Linked DNA regions of Mus musculus: region 1 is linked to region 2. A link is a contact called in ENCODE POLR2A ChIA-PET data. All regions are on one chromosome and are shown on one strand. Each heading gives the region's core, a stretch centred on a gene start or an enhancer-like site at or near the end of the contact. The rest is flanking DNA. Distances are from core to core; before and after follow the strand shown. Region 1 holds the start of Poldip3 (polymerase (DNA-directed), delta interacting protein 3). Region 2 holds the start of Srebf2 (sterol regulatory element binding factor 2).

Evidence for each region. ChIA-PET counts read pairs that join two places held with the same protein, here RNA polymerase II (POLR2A).
Region 1: POLR2A ChIA-PET joins it to region 2 with 19 read pairs in embryonic stem cell. The contact joins the promoter of Poldip3 here to the promoter of Srebf2 in region 2. POLR2A ChIA-PET finds 5 or more read pairs at or near these places in 4 of 5 experiments (Patski and embryonic stem cell).

What each region holds. Positions count from the first base shown.
Region 1 is chr15:83,148,043-83,154,203 of GRCm38, reverse strand. It overlaps Poldip3 (polymerase (DNA-directed), delta interacting protein 3), which reads left to right and starts at 4,826. Exons shown (of 9, transcript NM_178627.4): 1 at 4,826-5,009. The coding sequence starts at 4,951. It overlaps Rnu12 (RNA U12, small nuclear), which reads right to left and starts at 4,559; the gene lies at 4,410-4,559. It overlaps Cyb5r3 (cytochrome b5 reductase 3), which reads left to right. Exons shown (of 9, transcript NM_029787.3): 9 at 1-709.
Region 2 is chr15:82,142,290-82,148,999 of GRCm38, reverse strand. It overlaps Srebf2 (sterol regulatory element binding factor 2), which reads right to left and starts at 1,731. Exons shown (of 19, transcript NM_033218.1): 1 at 1,510-1,731. The coding sequence starts at 1,597.

The sequences.
Region 1 (6,161 bases), core at 3,577-6,076, 1.0 Mb before region 2:
GAGAGAGAGAGAGAGAGGAGAGAGAGGAGAGAGAGAGAGGAGAGAGAGACAGGAGAGAGAGAGAGGAGAGAGAAGAGGAAGAGAGAGAGAGAGAGAGGGAGAGAGAGGAGAGAGAGAGGAGAGAGAGAGAGAAGAGGAAGAGAGAGGGAGGGAGAGCGTGAGCGTGAGCTGTCAGTACCATGTCTACCCATTGCCATGAACTGTGGTCTATAGAAAGGAAGTGAAAGGTAAATAGTCACCTACGGTCCTAGGAACCATGCCTGCCACCTAACCACCTACCTGCCTTAGGCCATAGCCTGGCCTGTGCCCCTAAACACTACATTAGACAGTGACACCCAAAGGTTTTCTTAGGAGGGTGTCTGGCAGAGACAGGCCAGCCCCCACTTGCTGGCCAGGGGTCCCTTGGGGCAGCACGTGGACCCTTCCAAAACTATACACACTGCCCCCGACTCCATGCAGTCTTGAGTGCCCTAAGTTGTCAGCCCAACAGAGTTTGGTAGACCTTGGGGGTCCCTGGCTTATCTCTCCACCCCAAACCTCCTTCCTGTCTGGTCCCCAGCCTGGGGGGGTTCTGAGCAGTGCCTCTTGTCTTGGAGACAGACCTGGTGCCTGGCGCTGCCTTCAGCAGGCAGCAGGCAGCCTCCTGCACACTGGCTTTTTTAGTCATTTATGGGCAAAAAGAGTTAAAGTAAAACTTTGCAAATCCCGACCCTGCCAGCGTTTCTCTGGGGATCACGGTGTGTGTGTGCGTGCGTGCGTGCGTGTGTGTGTATGGTGTGGGATGGGCATGTATTTTGTTTCAGATATGCATTTGCATTGCCCGTTCAGAGTTTGGGCAGTGGAGAAAGTAGACAGGGAGCCCAGCCTCGTCCTGTCTGTCACCGTCCTGATGAGTCGGGACAGCCCTGTGGAAGGTGGAACACGGGAGGCTGGTTCGTGCTTTTCCCAGGTCACTTGCCAGTGCTTCCCTGGGATGCCTCTGCTGTCGCCCTCCCTTCCCTCACCCTCAGCTCTGGATTTTGCTGGGAAAGATGCTAAACTGATTACATTTGTAAGATGGTCACTTGAAGACGGATCAGGTGGAAGTGCGGGCTGTCCTTAAGACGGCTGCAGGAAAGCCACCCGTCTGAGGGTTTCTACTGCTTCTACAAACACCATGACTGAAAAAAGCAAGTTGGGGAGAAAAGGGTTTGTTTAGCTTACACTTTCCATAACAATGTTCACTGTTCATTATTGAAGGAAGTCAGGTCAGGAACTCAAACGGCAGAATCCTGGAGGCAGGAGCTGATGCACAGGCCATGAGTGGGTGCTGCTTGCTGGCTTCCATGGCTTGCTCAGTCAGTCTGCCTTCTTATAGAACCCAGGATCACCAGCCCAGCGATGGCACCACCCACAATGGCCTGGGCCCTACGCAATTGGTCACTAATTGAGAAAATGCCTTACAGCTGGATCTCACAGCATTGGCGTTTCCTCAGCTGAGGCTCCTTCCTCTCTGATGACTTGAAAGACTCTGAAAGGAGCCCCTCGCTCAGGCCTCAGGACAATAGCGGACACCCAAGAACTCACGATAGACCGAACTTGTTGCAAACCACATGAGGCTTTATTCGGGGAAAGCCAGAGCTCTGGGGATGACTCATATCCCACGCAGGGGTAGAGGAGTCGACCTCGAAGGAAAAGAGGTCCCAGTTTTTATAGGCCCTCAGGGGGGAAAGGAGAAGGGGGAGAGTAGGGGATTTCCAGATCTAAACAATGTCTATTCTCAAGAAATGGGTATGGGAGGGGTACAAGGAAAGAGTTTGGTGCAGGTGCAGCAACTCAGGATTGGCTGGGCTGTGGTTGCTAGGGAGATTTTCTGACTCTTTCTCAGCAACCAATATCACAAACACCTGGCAATGGGCTTCATCAGTGGGCACACACATGAGTCAAGGAACGGTCAAAACATTGGCAGACACACAGGTTCAAGGAGTGGCCAGAGCATTGTGCGCCTCTATTTTTCTAAATCAGTGAAGCTAGTTCTGCTAACAGTGACATCTATCTTGCCAATTTCAGGGCTTCTGTGACCTTTCTGTGTCAGGATCTTTCAATGACTCTTAGCTTGTGTTGAGGTGACACAGAACCAGCCAGCATGCCACCTCTGCCGAGATGGTTGGGCTGTGACGACCTGGTCCTGCTGGAGCAGATGTTCAGGTGGTGAATGTGAGCTGAGAGCTCTATGGTTGGAAGAAGCTGCTTCTAAAAACTGGGGAAAGCTGGGGGGGGGGGGGCTGACTAGGAAGTGTCTGCTGCACAAACATGGATAGCCTGATCAGGGAACCCCATTGTCATGGAGGTCAGTGGAACTGCCCCCCCCCAAAAAGCCTCACCCTAGTCCCAACTCCAAAAAGAGTCACCGAATTTATGGATAGTCTCTACATAGTAAGGGGATTTGTTATGACGACTTACAGTCTGTAGTCCAACTCCCCAACAGTGGTCAGCTGTGAAGTCCAAGGATCTAGTAGTTGCTCAGTCACACAAGGCTAGTAGATTCCAAAAGATGTGCTGGCAAATGCAAGCCGGCAAAGAGTGAATCTTTCTTCTTCCAATGTCCTTATGTAGGCCTCCATCAGAAGGTGTGACCCAGATTAACGGTGTGTACCACCATGCCTGAATCTGGGACTTGTTTTGTCCCAGGCTGACCTTGAACTCAGAGATCTCTTTGCCTTAGTCTCCTGGGATTCATAGCCACTATGCCTCAAGATCTCCATGCCAAGATCCAAGTCAGAAACTTGTATCTCCCAGCCTCAAGATCTGGATCACAGGTGAGCCCTCCAATTCTGGATTGTAGTTCATTCCAGATAGAGTCAAGTTGACAACCAGGACCAGCCATTACAGATAATTTCCTTATAGTCCCATGTACTGAAGGAAAACATTTTAACAACTTCACTGTTAGAGGAGTTAGGACCTTATAGGCAAGACCCCTCTGGCCTGTTCCTATATTCTGCATAGCTCAACTTGGCCCCAGCAGTGAGGTTAAACCTTTACCCACCCTGGGATTCTCTTCCTCGTGTGCACGTAGAGGTACGAGTGTGTTGTATGCTGGTGTTCTCTACTTAAAGAGATCAAGTCTAGACCCACTCGCAGTTCTACCACCAGGACCAGGATGCTTCTCCAGTATCGGATGCTGAACCTTAGGGTTTTCCTGGATCCTGCCAAGCCTTCCATTGAACCCTGATGCTCTGTTTTGTTTTGTTTTTTAATGGCTGACCCGGTAGTGGACCTGTAGTTCAGGCCCTGGCAGCAGGGATGGGGTTCCAGTTGTAGAGTCTATGTCCTGAGAATGGGGGCAGTCCAGGTTGATCAAAGTCCCCACTTTGCCAAAGCCTCAGTCATAGGGCATTTCAAACTAGTAGCCTGGGATTCCTGAGCCAAGCTCGTGAATATTCTTGTGGGAAACTGATTCTTGTCTCTTAGGAAGGCCTTCCTTTCATAACATGTACATTTTTTTTAAATGTTCCATATGGCAGATAGTTTTTTTTTTTTTTTTAGATTTATTTTATTAATATATGTAAGTACACTGTAGCTGTCTTCAGACACTCCAGAAGAGGGAGTCAGATCTTGTTGCGGATGGTTGTGAGCCACCATGTGGTTGCTGGGATTTGAACTCTGGACCTGCGGAAGAGCAGTCGGGTGCTCTTACCCACTGAGCCATCTCACCAGCCCCAACATGTACATTTTCAAGGGAACATGAGAAACTGACCCAAGAGCATCATGTTTTTATTTTTGAAAAAATTATCTATTTTTATGTTTATGAGTGTTTTGCCTGTATACACATATATGTATGTATGTATGTATGTATGTATGTATGTATGTATATGTATGCAATAGCCTGGGAGGTCAAGAAGGCATTGAATCTCCTGGCACTGGAGTTACATGTGAACTTCCATGTGAGTGCTGAGAACCAAACCCAGGTAGATCCTTTGCAATATCAGCAAGTGCTCTTAGCCGCTCAGCGGACCAGCTTCTAGAAATTCTGTCTCAACAATGAGAAACTATCCCATAGGTCAAACACTAACATGTCAGTTAAGAGACCACCTTCATTTGCCTCATTTACACAGTCAGGAGGCAAACGGAAAGGTGACTAGTCTAGGCATCAGAAACTGAGCACGACCTTACAACGTAGACGACCTTACAACATGGGCAGTTATGTCCAGGCATGATCAATTGAAATTGAGGTACATAGCAGTAGGAGAACAACAGTCCCATCTTGTCTGAAAAACAGTAAGAGAGAGGCTGGAGAGGTGGGGCGCGCTCACGCTCACACACCAGGTAGGGCAAAGGCAGGCATCAACATACGACTTGCAACCACTAGCACCTGAGAGCAACCATTCAGAGGAGCTGCTAAGCTTTCTATTCTTGTAGAATTAGGGGGTCGGGCAGATCGCGTCACCCAGGCATCCCGCAAAGTAGGCGGGTCGCCTCAGATTGCAACCTATACCCGCTCAAAAATTCTTCTCACATAAGCAGTGAGGACTCGGGCGTCACCCCGAATCGTTATTTTCCTTACTCATAAGTTTAAGGCATGAGGAACGTGTCTACGTTCCTCAGGGGTAAGAAATTATATTCTCATTACAAGTATGGTGAGTGTCCGATCGGCTGTATGACTAAAAGACTTGTCCTCTTGATAATGCTTTTTAATGGTTTATGATCGATATAATTCTAATTCCTCATTAGCAAAAGGAGGAGGGGGGAGAGAGAGCCCATAAGGCTCCGGACTCCTCCATGCAAATTAGAAGCGAGCACCGCAAAGGCTCACGGGGAGAGAGGCTCCACCCCTTCCGTCTCGAGCTTTTCGTTTGAGCTGTCGCGAGAGTTGGCCGTCCGGGTTGCCGGAAGCCGCTCTTGACTCCGGCCGCGGGGCGGGCTCGCCGCAGTCGGCTTCTCCTCCGTTCTCCGCTAGCTGCGCGCCGCAAGATGGCCGATCTCTCGCTGGACGAGCTCATCCGGAAGCGCGGGACGGCGGCCAAGGGACGGTGAGCGGCCCTTTCCCTTTTCCTCGAGGCTCGTAGGGGCCTCGCTGCTTCTTGGGGTTCGGGGGCGGAGGAGGGAGCGGCTCCGGGGGGCGACGCCGCTTGCGCCCGCCCCCTGCGTCCGCCGCGCTCCTTATTGGCCCGGCCGCGCGGGCCCAGCTGCTGGTCGGTCCACTGGCTGCTGGGCCCGGGAGGCCCGGGAGGCCCGATCGCAGGCGAGCCGAGGGCTGGGCGGGCCAGGGCCTTGCTCCCCGGAGGATCGGGTCCGGGGGGACCACGGTGGCGCCGTCTCCGCTCGGCCTTTAGGTCCTGGGAGTTAAGAGGGCGGAAGTTGAGCGGAGGAGCCGCCAGCCCAGAGCTGTTTATGGCCAGTTCTGCTGGTTCTCCTATGCCACGGTGCTTAGCCCGACCCGTTTTAAGCAAAGAGCTCTTTCATAGGCGAGACGCCTTGTTCCTTTCACTGTGATATCTGTAATGGTTGTCTGATCGTTTTGTTTTCTCTTGAGGCCGGCTTTCACATAGCCGGAGCGAGCCTCGAACTCGCTGCGTCTCCGAGGCTGGCCTTAAAACGCCAAGAGTCTCCCTCCTCCTCCCGTTTCTCAAGGGCTGAGATGACAGGCCAGTTTGTTTCCGTTTTGAGAGCCGGCGTCCTCCATGTTATCCAGGAACTCCTGATCTCAAATCCATCCTCCTGCCTCAGTCTCTTGAGTAGCTGGTGCTCCAGGCGCTCCGCTGTTGCTTAACTATTTTATTCCGCATTTCACAAACGGGAAAGCTGGAGCCAGAGAGAAAGACTTTCCCAAGGCCACCGAGTGCCCCAACTGAGTTGGCCTCAGGCAAAGACAGACAAAACAGTTCCAAGAGGGTGGCATTGGCATTCATGGATGTATGCCCTGATGTCTTAAGTGAGACAGTCAGACTCAACATACTCTTAAACATCGATAGCCATTTCTAGCTTTTATAAATGTGCAGGTGAAAAAGTGGTTAAGTCGGCCCGTGGTCAGCAGGCATATAGATACACTGCTGTAGGTGTCAGGAACTGTTTTCCTGGGGCTGGAGAGATGGCTCAGCAGTTAAGACACCAACTGCTCTTCCAGAGGTCCTGAGTTCAATTCCCAGCAGCATGGTGGCTCACAACCATCTGTAATGAGATCT
Region 2 (6,710 bases), core at 482-2,981:
CCAACAACGGTGAGGGGAGATGGCCAGTCTGACATCCATCTTTATCTGACAGGGCTGTGATAAGTATTGGGAACCTGTGTGAGTGCTTAACACTTTTATCTTGTACCTGGGTGCTCAAAACACTTTAGCCACTCCCACGTTCCAAGGAGTAACCCCTCCCATTCGTTAACCTATCTTAGTGTTTAGCGATCCTTGGTGGAAGAATCTGTGGTTAAAAGTGGAACTTCCAATACACGGGCTTGTCACACTGTCTGGATGACCAAAATGAGAAGTAAGGGCGAACCCTAAGGGAAAAATGCTACAAAATGCTACAAAAGCAAAACAGGCACCTGGCCAACACCTTCTTTAAACAACTGTTGTCACTCCTTTCTCCACGAGAGAACCTTCTACCTGCTTCTTCGCCTGCGAAGCGAGGATGTGGCCATCACATCTGCCTGCAAGGTTCTAGATTCTAGGTGTAGTAACATTCCATAAACTGAGTCACTGCCTAGGAGTTCTGGACTCTCTAAAGTAAGTGACCTTAAACGACACCTCCGGCAAAACTGAGCGATACCCAATTCAGCGGGATTGAATAAATGAACTAACGCAAAGTATTTGGGACTGAGAACTTCAGAAGAGCCCTGACTACTGAGAATGACTTAATTACTAGCCTATTTTTCTTAAAGGTGGAGTGGAAAGAAACTAATAGTGGCTCAGAAACAGAAAGAACTGGGCTTTGTTAACCAGCATGATGACCGCGGGCAAGTCTGGGACCCTCTCCAAACCTTCCTTCCCGTGGCTGAAAAGTGAGAGAATTTTAAGAGAGGTTCCCTGGGCTCCTACCAGTTCTTCCACTTCGCTGTTAAGGCCGCCGAAACAAAGGCCACCAGCTCCCTAGTCTGTACCCGAGGGGCCACAACTCAAAATTCTTGCTGCTCAACTCCCTTTGCAGTGCGACAGCAGGAGCGCCCGGGTCTCCATCCAAGGCCGCCGCACTCTGCGGTCTCTGTCCACTCCATCAGTAACTTGCTTTTTGCAGCTGTTGCCCAAAGTTTTCCAGAGCGCCCGCAGACCCGGCTGTCAGTCAATCCCGAAAAGAGCGGGGGCGTGGGGGAGCCGAGCCCGGGAGCGCAGTCCGGGAAATCCCGAAGCCGCTCCAGTGGCCAGGCAGGGAGTGACAGGTGCGACGCGGGACGCCGGCGAAGACCGGACAAACCAGAGCGCGTGTGGGCGCGCGAGGGAGGCAGCCGCCTCGCTTTCTCCTCTGGCGGCACTCGCGACGCCCCCAGCCCCGCTTCGGGCCCCGCGGCGCCCACGACTCCTCAGCCACCGGGAGCCCTGCGTCACGACCCGGGCTCAGACTCTGGAGCCAGAAGAACTGGGAACCTCCCGGGCAGCCCGGCCCCCGCGGGTTCCTTCCCGCGCACGCCGGGGCGATCGCGGGGTGGGCGCACGCGCACCCGCGAGCGCCGCCGTAACCCCTTCCTCCCCGCGCGCCCCCCGCACTCCCACCCAGCCGCCGCCACTCACCGTCGATGTCCCCGAGAGTCAGCTCATCGCCCAGCTCCGTGAGGGTCTCCATGGTCTCCAGAACGCCCAGCTCGCTGCTCTCATCCATCGCCCAGCTTGGCGCAGAGTCCCCCGTGAGGTCCAGCTCAGGGAGACGCGGAGGCGGTACCGCCGCCACCGCCCATGACACCCGACAGCCCCCACCTGGTACCGCCTCACCGCCCCGTGCCAACCGCCGCCATGTTTGAGCTGCGCCCCGACTCCACGGAAGGGGCGGGGCAGAATTCCCCCGCCCCGGGCCGCGCCCACTGCAGCCCCGCCCCGAGCCTCCGCACCCCCAAGTTTGTTGTCAATGGGACCAGGCTTGCATTAGCCAATCGGCGCGCGAAGCGGCTCATGGGGTGATGGTGCGTCATCGATCAGCAGCTCAGATTTGCATAGCGGGACTCCGCCCCTCACGGCATCCAAGCGCCAGCGGAGAGTAGCCGCCGGGTCCTCGTCCCAGCCTTCTTCTGGCTTAAAGGAGCCGCTACTTTTCCGTTGGATCAGCTCCAGGAGCAACTTTGTCGAGAGCCCGGAAATAGAAGGGTTAACGCACCGCTGTCCGGCGCTACCTTCTACCACCGCCCCCTTTACTCTAGGAGCACATTACGTCATCTCCCCAGTTGCCTCTTCCCTCCCCCTAGCTCTGGGTAGAATCATAGTACCCTAACATTCTGGGATAGGCTATCCAGACCCTAAGTCACACTTATCCCATCCGAGACTTAACAGGGTCTTGAGATCACCTGAGTATTGTGAACATTTTACAACTGGCCCTCAATTTTGGGAAACCTCGATCATTCTAAGGCCTTCAGACAAGGTCATTTGTTCAATGGTCTCTCCAGGTGAGGCCCCACTCCTGCAGTCACCTCACTGCATCATCTTACAGGTAGTCGGTCACACTGCACACAAAGGTGCACGCTTCCAAGAACTTATCCGAAGAAACAAAAAGATTAGTGTTCCGAGGAATGCTATTAAGTACATGTATTCAAAGACATTCATCACAAAGTTCTCTAACGGGAAAACAGTAACACAGTAAGGCATCAGGTACATAAATTACCTCCAAACAGTAGAATATCAGGGCATCGTTAAAAAAAAGAAATGCTGGAATGGACATCTGAGAAAGGACCTAAGTGTATACTGAGAGGAAGAAGGTTTTCATGGCATACATAGGAAGAGCTTCTTGTGAGTCTGAGGCAGTTGTTCTTAGGGGGTCAGAGCTGAAGGCTCTGTGGGGAGACCTGCATATCCAATAAGCCACTTCCTGCTCCTGGGCTGGCTAAGCAACTGTTTGCTGATAAGCCTGGTTTGTCATCTTTAAAACAGCACAAGACCACAGTTGTCATTGTCACATTTATTTGATTTCCGTGGCAAGCAAACAGCTCTTAACTTCTGGGATGAAGTGTTCCAGCAGGCTCTGAGGGGGAAAGGGTCTCCAGTGAAGGTATTGCAGCTCTGAGAGGGAAAAAGATCCTGGCAATCAGGCGCCTGGGAATACCCACAAAGTCACATCACAACAAGTCTCACAGGAGAGATTTACTGGGAGAGGCGCCTCTGCTGGGGGACAAGAAATAGCAAAGAACTGAGCAAGAGACAGGGTTTCTAGGTGGGGTTGGGGAAGCTGTCCAGAGTGGCCTGAATTTTTTTTGTGTGTGTGAAACCTTGCCTCAAAAAAACAAAACAAAATCAAATCACTAAACAACAAAAACAAAACAAAACACACACACACACACACACAAGACAGACTAGCCAAGGAAAAGTAAAGATAAGATGAGACTAACAAGGGGCTGGATATCACGACTCTGGCCTGGGGCCAGCAAGATGGTTCAGTGCGGTGCTTTTGGCTAAGCCTGCTGACCTGAAATCAACCCCTGGGACTCACATAGGTGGAGAGACCTGATTCTCAGAAGTTCTCTGACCTTCATGTGTGTGCTTAGCAACTGGCCTGGGAAAGGACAAAAGGAGGCTCATTAGAAATGGTAAGGTGGGTGGGGGGAGGTGCTAGAGAGATGGCTCAGTTGGTTAAGCACTGACTGCTCTTCTAGAGGTCCTGAGTTCAATTCCCACCAACCACATGGTGGCTCACAACCATCTGTAACAGGATCTGATGCCCTCTTCTGGTGTGTCTGAAGACAGCTACAGTGTACTCATATAAATAAAATAAGTATATCTTTAAAAAAAAAAGAAATTGTAACAGGATGGCCACCACACTGGTCCCACACCTCAGCAAAAAAGACATCTCCCTCCAGCTTTGTCCACATAACTGAATGTCCCTTCAGCTGGCACCTAGCTCCCACTGGGATGACAGCTTGTCACACTGTACAAGCTACTCCTCAGGAGCTAGGTTGTTATTCGAAGAGACTGTGCTAAGTGACTGTTACATCCAGATACCTACCATGGATTGGTACATCGTAGAAATATTTCTCATTGACTTCCTCTGAGAGCTTTGCCTTCAGGCGTCCTCCACCATCTTTCAGATGTTACTGCCTCTAGGAGGCTCTCCAGTTGGACTAATCAAGAGTTTAGCTGGAACGAGCTGAAACAGACATAATGATGGCTGCCGGTTGGTAGTAGGGCAGATGCTAAAATCTAGAGAGTTTGATTGTCCAAGAAGAAATGCCCAGAAAAGGGAAGCTAGGTCAAAATACCTATTCATCTAAAGAAGAGAAGAAAAAGTCTAAAAGAGAGGATAAACCCCATGAGGCTCACCCTTAGAAGTCCTCGACATATCTCTGGAGGGCAGAGGAGAATGGAGGACTGCCAACCTGAGAGACATCTAGTAATGGTTAGAGACATTTTTAGCTGTCCTAGCTGGGGGACTGCTCCTGGCATCTAACAGGTGGGGACCAGGGATACTTATTAAATATCCTACACCACTCTGGATAGCCTCCTCACACAACAGCTCAGAGGTCCAAAATGTCATCAGCGCCACTTTTAAGAAGCCTTCCCTGCCTTAAGAGGTAACTAGGGGTTTCCCAGATTCCCCACAGTGCCACAGACTGGACTTGGAAGTTTAGGAGACTGGAACATCCTAGACTACACTATCGCAGATGCCATCGTGAGCACCCCTAGCAATGGCCCCTGGCCAGGACACTAGGAAACAGACAGGCTAGTTACCTAGGTCACTGCCACTACAATAAACATGCAGTTGTTACACAACTGAATTCCTGCTGCTGAGTAAGCTAGAGAAGCAAGCGCCTTCCATCAGGTGTTGTGTGTTTCTGTCTTCTAAAGCAAGCTGCCCGTCCACCACCTTTTTTGAAAGAGTGCCTCCATGTGTGGCTGGCCTGGAGCTTGCTATGTAGACCAGGCCAGCTTCAAACTCACAGATTGGCCTGCATCCTGAGTGCTTGGGCTGCTGTGTGCCTGCATAAGGCTCAAAGGTGGAGTTCCCAGAACAAATGACCACAGCAATCAACACTGACAGCGCACTCAAGGACAGAAGAGGCAAGCAAGACAGCTGCTTATTTCTTTGACGTTCCAGATGGAAATCCTCGGGCACTTTTGAGGAAAGAATAGAATCTATCAAGTTAGGCACTGAGATCAGAGAGGGGAAAGCCCAAGAAAAAGGCACCAGATGGACTGGACATAAAAGGAAAGAGAGACCCGGGTCCTTCTCTTACCCTGAACACAAGGGGCACTCCACAAATCAGTGAGATTAAAAAAAAAAAAAGAAAAAAGAAATTCAGAAAAGGCAAACTGCCACCAAAATTCCAGGCATTGCCTGCCTGCAGGGCCTTTTCATAAATACTTATTCTCTCTAACATCTGAGTATTCTGGGATGGAGAACCCAAGAAGGGCGCAATCCTGATGACATTAGTGATAGAGGCACAGCCTAGGCTAGTCCCAAATTGGCCTTCCCAGCACATGCGACTGCGTCCTTTAACACTTTTTTTTTTTTTTTTTTTTTTTTTTAAGATTTATTTATTTTTATTGTATATAAGTACACTGAGCTGTCTTCAGACACTCCAGAAGAGGGAGTCAGATCTCATTACGGATGGTTGTGAGCCACCATGTGGTTGCTGGGATTTGAACTTCGGACCTTCGGAAGAGCAGTCGGGTGCTCTTACCCACTGAGCCATCTCACCAGCCCCCTTAACACTTTTTTAAATTAAAAAATTTATTCTTGCCAGGACAGCCAGGGCTACACAGAGAAACCCTGTCTCGAAAAACCAAAAAAAAAAAAAAAAAATTATTCTTGGACTGGAGAGATTGCTCAGCTGTTAAAGGCTAGGCATACAACCCAAAATATATGAATATTATTTGTATGAATGGTTTCCCTTCATGTATATGCCCAGTGCCCAAGGTCAGAAAAGGGCATCAGGTCCCCTGGAACTGGAGTTAGGGATGGCTGTAAGCTACCATATGGATGCTGGGAACAGATCAGAACCCAGGTCCTCTGCAAGAACAAGCGCTTCCTAACTCCTGGGCCACCTCTCCGGCCTCTTACTCATCACTTTTACAGTTCTCTAGCTCTGCCTCAAATTATAACAATTCCAGGGCTCAGTTGTTAAAGTTTAATTAAGCTCATAATCGAAACATCAAAAGTCCCGATGATGGCCAGGTGTGGTGCTGTCTCAGGAAATGGAGGTAGATAAAATCCGGCTGATGGCCGAGCACAAAGAAATTACTCCATAACCAAAGCTATAGCCACAGCCACACTGCTTGACACATCCTGTTAGCCTCCACACCTCTTCTAAGAAAGACAGGTAGAGTGGGCATGCTAGCACACTCGTTTAATCTCAGAACTAGGGAGGCAAAGGCAGGCAGATCTCTTGAGTTTGAGGCCAGCCTGGTCTACAGGGTGAGTTCTGGGACAGCCAGGAGAAACTCTGTCTCAAAAAAACAGAAAAAAAAAAAAAGACAAGCCCACAGCGGGGCTGGCTCTAGCCCCTAGTCCCATAAGCACTAAGACAGGTTCAACAGATGACAGGGTAGATCCCATCCTTTTCGTGGGCCAAGTCACAAACTCTAGCGTTGTTACCTCATATAAACCGCACGGGAATCAGCTAGGTCACACAGCTGGGAAGGGACCAGGATGGGAATGCAGCCTAGATGTCCTGGGCCAGCTGTCTATCTCTTCTGCCCGACAGGGAGACAAAGCATTTTAACTGGAAAACTTGTCCAGCCCTCCTCCCAACTACTTCTTACCCCCTTACTTCTCCTGGATGGCTGTTGGGAAG